Regions from separate parts of the Homo sapiens genome. Here regions 1 and 2 are each linked to region 3. The links are chromatin contacts, found by Hi-C or POLR2A ChIA-PET in ENCODE. All regions are on one chromosome and are shown on one strand. The core of a region is the stretch at or near the end of the contact, and the rest is flanking DNA. Distances in the headings are between cores, read along the strand shown.

Region 1 (2,791 bases), core at 109-2,608, 620 kb before region 3:
AGTCCATTCAAAGCCCAGCACCTCAGTGTGCAGATGGGGAGACTGAGGCCTGCGCGGGGGAGGGGGGCGGGGGGGTCTGAGAACAAGATTGTGTCCGGGTCCGCTGAGAATACAGATTACACAGGGGCAGAACTTTGCCAGGTGTAGGGACTTCGATGCGTGAGTGTGTGGATGCAGGTGGGCGGGGGGAAGCTGAGACTACCACAGGGCCCCTACCCTGCTGCCATCTGGGCCACCCCACCAGATGTTGCCCAGCCTCGGCTTTCTCCCTCAGCCAGGGCCTATCCCTCAGGGTCCATCTCCTCACCAAGCTGAACTCCTGAGGGGTGCCCTCGTGGGGACAGTCCTGGAGACCCTTGTCTCCTGGCTCCCCAACTTCCTCATCGCCCCACATCTGCCGGAAGGTGTCCTAGGTCCGGTCCCTCCTCCTCCTGCCTCTTACTCATCATCACCCTAGGCGCAGACACACACACACACACACACACACTGACACCACTTGACCCCACACGCACACCATGGCGCCAGCGAGCTCGGCTCGTTCTCAGTCACTTGGGCTCCTCTCCCTCTATTTCACACTCACAGTAACGGGTGGCCCTGGCCCTGCGCCGGTCACGCCCCAAGCCACGCACTTCGTGACCCCAGTGACCCCGGGTCTTTCCCTCACACAACACACGCACACACGCTGCCTGTCTCCCACACACAGAGCCCCTCTGTGTCGCCCGCTCGGCCCGGCGTCACCGCCCAGTGTCCCAGCCACACGTTCGCCCGGCCAGGCCGCCTCACGCGCCGTGTCACCCACAGTCACGGGCTGACACCATCCAGACCCCCCCTTGGCCGCCCCGCGCCGCAGCCGCGCCGAGGCGCCGCCGTCCAGCCCGCACCACAACCTGGTCTCGGTCCAAGTTTCCCGGGCCGGGGACCGCTCCGGGCCCCGCCGGCCCCTCACACCGCAAGTTCCGCTGCTTCCCCGCGCGCCCCCCGACAGCCACCACGCAGGGCCGGCCCGGAGTCGCGGCCGGAGGACCTGCAGGTCACGGGGCTCGGAGACTGGCGGTGGCCGGTGCGCGGAAGGCGCCGGGACAGGACGCGAGGCGGGAGGAGTGGGGTGGGGGGGCGCGCGGCCGGGCTGCCGCATCCGCCGAGCCCGCGAACTTCCTCAGAGACACGGGGAGGCAGGGGGCGCCACTAGGGTCCGTATCCCGCTGGCCCGGCCGCGGAGAGCAGACTCTGGATGGGCGCTCCGCGCGCCCTCCTTACCTGGCTGCGCCGCGGCAGCTCCAGCTCGGCTCCCCGTTCGACTCGGCGCCGCGGCCCGGCTCGGCGAGCGCCCGGACAGCCGCGCAGCCTGCGCGCCTTTTGAATGAATCGCCGGCTGGGCCGGGAAGGTGCGCAGACCCGCCCCCGCGCGTCACGGCCGCTCCGCCCCCGACGTCAGAGCGCGGTCTGCGCCCCGCGCCCGACTCACCCCGAGCCGCGGAGGGGCTCGCCGCTCTGCCGCTGGGCGGTGCTGCTCTACGTCGCCCTCTCTCGCGCCCCTGGGAACTGCAGGGGGCTGCGCGGGACTGGGCGGCGGTGCCCAGAGGGCCTCTTGTATCCGCCTCTTCAAGGCTCTGAACCAAGCAAGGAGTTGTGCGAAGCAAGATAAAGAGACTGGAGACTGAGATACTCCTCTGGGTCCTCTCAGCATTGCCAGTGTAACTAGAGCCACCTCTGCCCCTTTCTGGGCTTCATCTTCCTCCTGCCAGTTGGTGGCCAGGAAGAATAACCTCACTTTGCTTTGTTGACGAGGCCCAGGCCCAACCCTGGAAACCCTCACCTAGTTGGCGAAAAGGCCTGGTGAAGGTGAGTCTATAAAGGAAGCCCACACGGTGGGCTTCGGCACATCCTTCAAGGCCTAGTGAAATCCTCCAGGAGGCGTCTCCTGCCTCCACTCCCCTACTCCCCGCACCACTTCTCTGTGCCAGGGTAGTTAGTTTCCCTCCAGCAGGACAGGTGACTCAGTGCCCCCCTCCCTACTACAGCCATCCCACCCTGCCAGTTTCCAATGCCAGTCATCACAAACTCCAGGCAGTATTCACACTGTATTCCGACTCCGAATCGTGTCCCCTGGAGTTGTGCTACAGGGTGTGCCAGGACTGGAGGGAGCAGCTCAGTGGCCCGTTCCCCCTCTCAGTACTATTCAGGGGATCTCAGGCGGTCCTCCTGGGACAGTAGGGCTGATGGGAGACTGAGACACCAGGGAGGACCTAGTGCTGGGCCAGAGGCCTGGCTGGGGTCAGGATAATCACAGCCCATGACAGAGATGGAGAAAGGAAGGTAAATAAGTCAGCTGGGGATAGATGGCTGGGGGTGGGGTTCTAAACAGTCATAGAATCTGAACCCAGGGGCTAGGAGACGGAAAAGGTCAGGTCCCCAGGGTCCAGGAGATTCCAGGAGGCGAACTGGACACCGCATGGGGAGGGGAGCAGGGGATGAGTTTTCATTTCCCTGGGTCATGCTCAGGTTGTGGGGGAAGGGCATAAGGAGCTACAGGTCATTGATGTCAGGATCATGACATCAGCACCCTCATATGTCAATGGAGACCTCCAGGGCTGGGGCAGGGGTTCTTCCAGGGTCCCACATCCCAGCCTACGGAAGGCCAGAGCATCCAGAATGCCTCCACTCCTGGAAATGTTTTCTTTGTAAGGGGACCATCTACACCCCAGCTCTAGGTTCTAGAGTTCAAATGGTGGCAATTTCAGGTGTCGTCACTCAATAAACCAAATGGGGAAGGCCAGGTGTAGTGGTCACA
Region 2 (2,803 bases), core at 198-2,697, 850 kb before region 3:
GCAGGTCAGGAGGTCAAGAAATCGAGACCATCCTGGCCAATATAGTGAAACCCCATCTCTACTAAAAATACAAAAATTAGCTGGATGTGGTGGCGCGCGCCTGTAGTCCCAGCTACTCAGGAGGCTGAGGCAGGAGAATCGCTTGAACCCGGGAGGCAGAGGTTGCAGTGACCTGCGATCGCCCCCACTTTACTCCAGCCTGGCTATAGATCCAGACTCCGTCTCAAAAAACAAAAAAAACCTACGTGCAATCTGACACCCTTTCCCCCAAGATAATCATTGCTAATATTTTGGCGAACCTCTTTCCTGAAATCTCTCCATGCTTGTAGAATATTGTGTCAAACCTCACATAAATGCACTCGTGTAGACATGCTGTTGTGTAATCAACTTTTTCCCCGAAGAATAAATTGTGAATAGCTTTTCATGTCAATAGATTTATATCATTTTAAATGGCTCCTTAGTATTGCATTGTATGTATATGTCACGTCTTATTTAAGCAGCACCCTATCGATGAACATTTACTCCCTTCATAATTAACTACGTCATATAACAACTTTGTGCATTCATCTTTTCGAAATTGTTCGATCATCTTTTTAAGGTAAATTCTTAAAAGTAATGGAGCTGGGTCAAGAAGAGGATATGCCCTTTGTCGTTTGGATTCAAGTTGCCGAATCGTCCTCAAATTTGCAGGGAGACCAGCGAGGAAGCTCCGGCATTAGTTCTGGTGAGAGACAGCTGAAACGGAGATGGCGAGGGATGAACAGAATCACAGGTGATCTAGCCCATCAAGGCCCATCCTCGGTGGGCTGGCGTATTCCTTCCCTTTTGCCTCTCTTTCACTTCTTTTTCTTAACATGGAGGAAGAACCGAGAACTCCATCTCCCAGCATTTCGCAGGGACCACACTCCCTGGGAACTGTAGTACCGGGTCTGAGAAGGGTCCGGAAGGAGAATAGGAAGCTGAGGGGCATGCTGGGAGGTGTAGTCCAGAGACAGAGACGAGAGGGAGAGGGAGAGAGGGAGAGAGGGAGAGAGGGAGAGACAGAGAGTGTGTGTGTGTGTGTGGGCGGGGGGAGGGGGGTGTCTATGCAAAGAGGATGGAGACGCTGCGAGTACGGCCCCTTGGGGATGGGGCCTCGGGCGACCTGACTTTCCTCACAGGTGGTCTTTGAGTCTACAAAATTCGCCAGCGGATGGTTGGCTTTATTCCACTGTCCGTGACCGGAGAGGGCGCGGCCCCTCTGCACCGGGCTCGCGGCGGGAGGCGCAGGCCGCGCGCGGGCTAAAGCAGGGCATGCCGGGAGTTGTGGTCCCGGCGCTCTGAGGCTGTGGGACGTGTCGCGGCGCCGCGCCGGCTCCTCCTTCCCTGCCCTTCTGAGCGGTCCCCCGCCTCCTCCCTCCGCCTCCTCCTCCCTCGCCCGCAGCCGAGCGTCCCCTCCCCCCACCCGTCGGGCTCCTCGGCGGCTACTGCAGAGGATTCAGAGCCGAGTCGCTGAGGAGGAGGCTCCGGTCCCCGCGCGCCATCCGCCACCCTACTGGACACGGGCGAGAGCGTCGCCGCCGTAGCCTCCGGAGAAGACAAGGGCATCGCCGCCTCAGCCGCCGCCGCCGCCGTTTTCGCCTGCAGCTGCTCACCGGTGAGGAGACTCCCCCCGCCACAGGGTCCGCTGGTCCTGAGTCTGGGCCGGTGGCGCTGGCGAGAATGAGAGGGGAGGCTGCGGAGCCCCCGTGCAGGTTGGGGGGAGGGGGTTGAGGTCGCGATGGAACGGCGGGCTGGCGGGGGAGACTTGTCCAGGCGCTGGCCGGGGGTGGGGTGAGGGTGGGACCCAAGCAGGTTGGGGGGCGGGCGACAAGGGAGGAGGACTTTTGATGGAGAATAACCCAACCTGGGACAGGAGAGTGGGGTGGGGGCGTCGGGTTGGAATTCGGGATGGTCTTGGGGCGAGGTGGAAGATGAGACTAGGGTGGGATGGCTTTTAATGGGGGAGGGGACTGAATGAGGGTGGTGATTTGGGTTTGGCCTGGAGCAGTTGACAGCTTGGGATCTGAGCTGGGGTGAGGGGCAGGGGAATGATTTCAACGGAGAGTGAGTGGCATGTACAGGGTTGGTTAGGGCCCTGCGTAGTGTTAATTCAGAAGGGTGGAATTTGGGGTGGACCTGGGGCAGGATGATGGAGGTGGCAGGAGTTGGGGGTGAGGGGCTTGGCATGGGTTGAGACCCAAGCTTGAAGTGGGTGTTTGTCATCTGGGGCTGGTGGAATTTGTGGAGACTTATGGAATAGCATGGGTTAGGATAGAGCAGAAGAGTGCAATTTGGGGGTTTCCTGGGGTGGGCTGATGGAGGTTGGAATAGGAGTTGGTGGAGGTGGGACATTCAGTGAGGGGAGTGTGATGGTGAGCTGGCAGGAAGGGGCCACATTGGAAGTCAGGCCCGAAATGGGAGGACAGGGATGGAAATGGAGTGTGGGGCACAGTGGGTTGGATTTAGGGTGATCTTACAATCACTGGAAAGGGCATGGTGGCTCCTTGGTTGCAGAGTCAAGGCAGAGGGCACATAAAACATCACTGGGCTGCTTTCATTGAAAGGATAGCGGCAGGGGTGAGCAAAGTTGGGGGATGGTATCTTGAAGAAAATATCCCTTGGCCAAGGTGGCAGAGGGAGTTTTGGAGAAGGACTTTCGGAGATGAGCTGGTAGGCCTGGGGAGGTGGTTGCTGATGGTGAGGTGGCACAGGGGAAATTTAAGGAATGGGAGACCTGGAGCTGTTGGTATGGATGGGGCAGAGAGGATGGAGAGGGACAGTG
Region 3 (2,984 bases), core at 375-2,874:
GCCCTTTGGGTCCAACCTATGGACTGGGGTCTGACACTCCTGTCATCCCAGAAGGGAGGTGGAGGGGTCCGTGGGTCTCAAGCCACAGGGCTGTGGGTCTCAGAGCTGAGGCTGGGGCAGCATACCCTGGAGGGAGGTCAAGGGTGCAGGTGAGGGGCCTCAGATTCCAGTGCAGTTGGTGGGGACCAGGCTTGGTGATTCACGCCCTCCCTAGGTCATTTTGAAGACCTCAGGACTGTGTTAACAGAAATGGTAGGGTCCCCAGACCCCCTATCCCCTTGCCAGTGGTCAGATGCCAGCCTTCTCACCCTGTGCTGCACCTCGCTGGTCTGAAGTCTAGAGGGACGCCTGGGCCTCCCCTGTGATCTGTGGCCCCCAGGTGCCCTCTGCTGCCCAAGGGACACCCCTGCTGCCAGGACCAGAGGAGGGGCCTATGCTCTGCTCCTCTGCAGTGTTTTTGACCCCATATGAACTTGGGGCCCGGAAGTTCTCCGCAAGGTCTGGCCCTGTTCTCCCCTCCCGGAAAGCTCCTTTGCCTTAGCCCTACCACCAGAAGACACGGTCTACTCAGTCAACTCTTTCCCAGAGGGACAGGGTGAATGGCCAGTGGGGGGCAGGCAGGAGATTCTAGAACTCATAAAAATGGGTTGCTTCCCAGCTTTGCCCAACACTGGCTTTGTAACTTTGGGCAAGCCCTCAGACTTCTTGGAGCCTTATTTCCTAACCCATAACCTGGGATGATAATTTTTGCCATCAAGCAGAATGTAAGGATTGAGATAAAAGGAATAAATTGCCCAGCACTGGGACTAGCATGCAGTAGGTGCTCCAATTAATGACACTTTCCTCTTCTCAGGGGGTAAACCCTCATCCCCCGCAATGTGAGATCTGTTCTTCCAAATATACCCTTTGTGCATATAAAGAAATTGAAGCCCAGGGAAGGTCTCTGGCGTGGCTGGCCCCGGAGGTGTTCTGGACACAGGACCCAGAAATGTCTGCCAAGCTTGGTACCCTCATCTGTGTATGTGCTGGGAGGATGGGTGGGAATCTCCTGTTCTCTAGGTGTGGGTGCTGGAACCTCAGGCTGCAGCCTTCCGCTGAGGGATCCTTGGGAGGTGTGGCTGGGTGGGTAGCTTCCCCACAACCCTGCCTGTGGGCACCCAGGGAGGGAAGTGAGATACCCTTGAAGAATGTGGTGGAGGAAGGATTTCCTAGAGGAGGTGGTCAGGCACCACTGACGGCCTTCAACTGCCTCCTATCCCCCTGGGGGTGTGGCCCTCTTGTGGGTGGGGTGTATGTCAGGGCAGACTCACCAGAAGAGGGGTGGCGAGAGCAGGGAGACTCAGGGAGAGGTGGACTCAGCGGGCGAGGTGGCGGGGGTTAGACCTGAGCCTCAGGAGACAGTCGGAAGACCCGCAAGCAGCTAGAGGGGCAGGAGAGAGACACAGACCGACGGGTCCGGCGGGCGGGCCAGGCCAACCAACTCCAGGACCGTGACTAGGCGGGGGGAGGGGCCGATGAGGGGGCGGGGCCCTGCCCTGCCCTGCCCCAGCCCCACCTTCCCCTCCCCGGGAGTCACGTGGGGCGGGCGGAAGCGCCCGGGGGGGTGGGCGCGCCCGGCCCCTTGCTGCAATTTGGCGGTGGCGGTGTAAGTCGGTGGCGGCGCCGGTACGCCTGGTCCCCGCGTGGAGTCTTTACTCAAAACAGGTCAGTGCGGCTGCCGGAGCCTCCCCGTCTGCAGGCCCCTCGCCACATTGGCCTGCAGTTTCCCCATTCTGCAGAAAGGAACGCCGAGGCCGCGCGCTGCTTCTGCTTCCCCGGGTCATCTTGTCTGTTTACCTTTTTGGGCGTGATGGGGGGGTCGCCTCTTGAGGATAAGCCAGCGGGCCAGAGACGGTAGGGAAGGGGGGTGAACCAGCGGGACCCGGGGCTTCCAGCCCGTAGCCCTTTGGCGTGAAGGGTCTCTGGAGTCAGCCGCCCTCGGGCGCCTTGGGGTTCCCATCTGTGAAGTGAAGGCTCCCACCTCGTTGGCCGCTGAGACCTTTACATTTCTGGAGATCTGTACGACCCTATGCCCTGGGCCTGGGGCTCCAGTGACCTTGGGCAGGCTACTTCCGGTCTCTGCATCTCAATTCCCCACCAGTAAATGGGGCATGGCTTCCCCAGAGCCCCTACCTGGCCCAGTTGCTGGTGAAAGAAAGTATGTGCTCAGGGAATGGGGTCACGCTGGGAGTGGGGTGGTTGGGCCTGGAGAGAGCAGGCTTAGGGTGCAGCCTGGGGGCAGGGGATGGGTGTTTGGTGCAGGGCCGGCGGGGAGGGGGGGAATCTGGCCAGAAGCCATCACGCTGTGGTTTCTGCTATATACCGTCCCTTCCCCCACATCCCATATCCTGGGGAGCCTTCCCTGATCCCAGATAGGTGGGAGGGGGGTGCTTCAGGGCCAGATACCTGGGGGTACTCGGAAGGATTTGACTCTTTGGTGGGTCCCAGGGTCCCAGACTGAGGCACTCATGATACCTGTTCGCGGAGAGTCCCCAGAGGCCAGGCTGGGAGAGACTGCCCAGCAAGATCATCACAGGGTAGAAGGAGCCCAGCAGAGCCTTGAAGACAGGTGTGGACAGGTGCAGGCCCCAGGGGAGGGGATGACTGGAATGGGCTTGGCAGTTAAGTGGCAATTTACAAGGATAAGGACCCTCCAAAGGCGAGGGCGTAGCTTGTGCAAAGTCAGGAATTTGGATGGTGTGTCTGAGGAATGGCAGAAAGGTGGGTGTGGCTGGCAGAGGTGTAGAGAGAACTCATCCTGTGTCCCATTCCTGGCTGGGGATTGTCAGGACTGGGCCTGGGGACCTTGCCTCCCCATTGGCTACTTGCATATTGGAGTAGTTTAGGAAGGGGGTGTCCCAGGCAGAGTACCGGTGACTGATGAGGTGGAGGGGGCAGAGGCCACCAGAGCCCTGATGGCCCCCAGGTTTTGTTTTGCATTCAAG

What was found. Hi-C counts contacts between places; a loop is a spot of excess contacts on that map. ChIA-PET counts read pairs that join two places held with the same protein, here RNA polymerase II (POLR2A). Pooled maps may share reads with other maps.
Region 1: a loop to region 3 is called in a pooled map, with 4 times the contacts of the local background. The contact joins the promoter of RELT here to the promoter of ARAP1 in region 3. A Hi-C loop is called at or near these places in 4 of 37 single-sample maps with no recorded cell type and 6 of 50 pooled maps.
Region 2: a pooled map shows a loop between it and region 3 (8-fold over the local background). The contact joins the promoter of FAM168A here to the promoter of ARAP1 in region 3. A Hi-C loop is called at or near these places in 6 of 50 pooled maps. POLR2A ChIA-PET finds 5 or more read pairs at or near these places in 2 of 52 experiments (A549 and OCI-LY7).

Annotation. Positions count from the first base shown.
Region 1 is chr11:73,374,966-73,377,756 of GRCh38, reverse strand. It overlaps RELT (RELT TNF receptor), which reads right to left and starts at 1,358. Exons shown (of 11, transcript NM_152222.2): 1 at 1,258-1,358. RefSeq lists an enhancer at 379-673 and silencers at 839-918, 1,009-1,298, 1,329-1,638.
Region 2 is chr11:73,596,756-73,599,558 of GRCh38, reverse strand. It overlaps FAM168A (family with sequence similarity 168 member A), which reads left to right and starts at 1,447. Exons shown (of 8, transcript NM_015159.3): 1 at 1,447-1,636. RefSeq lists silencers at 1,004-1,233, 1,364-1,493 and an enhancer at 1,385-2,113.
Region 3 is chr11:72,751,048-72,754,031 of GRCh38, reverse strand. ARAP1 (ArfGAP with RhoGAP domain, ankyrin repeat and PH domain 1) reads left to right here and starts at 1,624. Exons shown (of 35, transcript NM_001040118.3): 1 at 1,624-1,704. RefSeq lists enhancers at 984-1,213, 1,824-1,943 and a silencer at 1,484-1,773.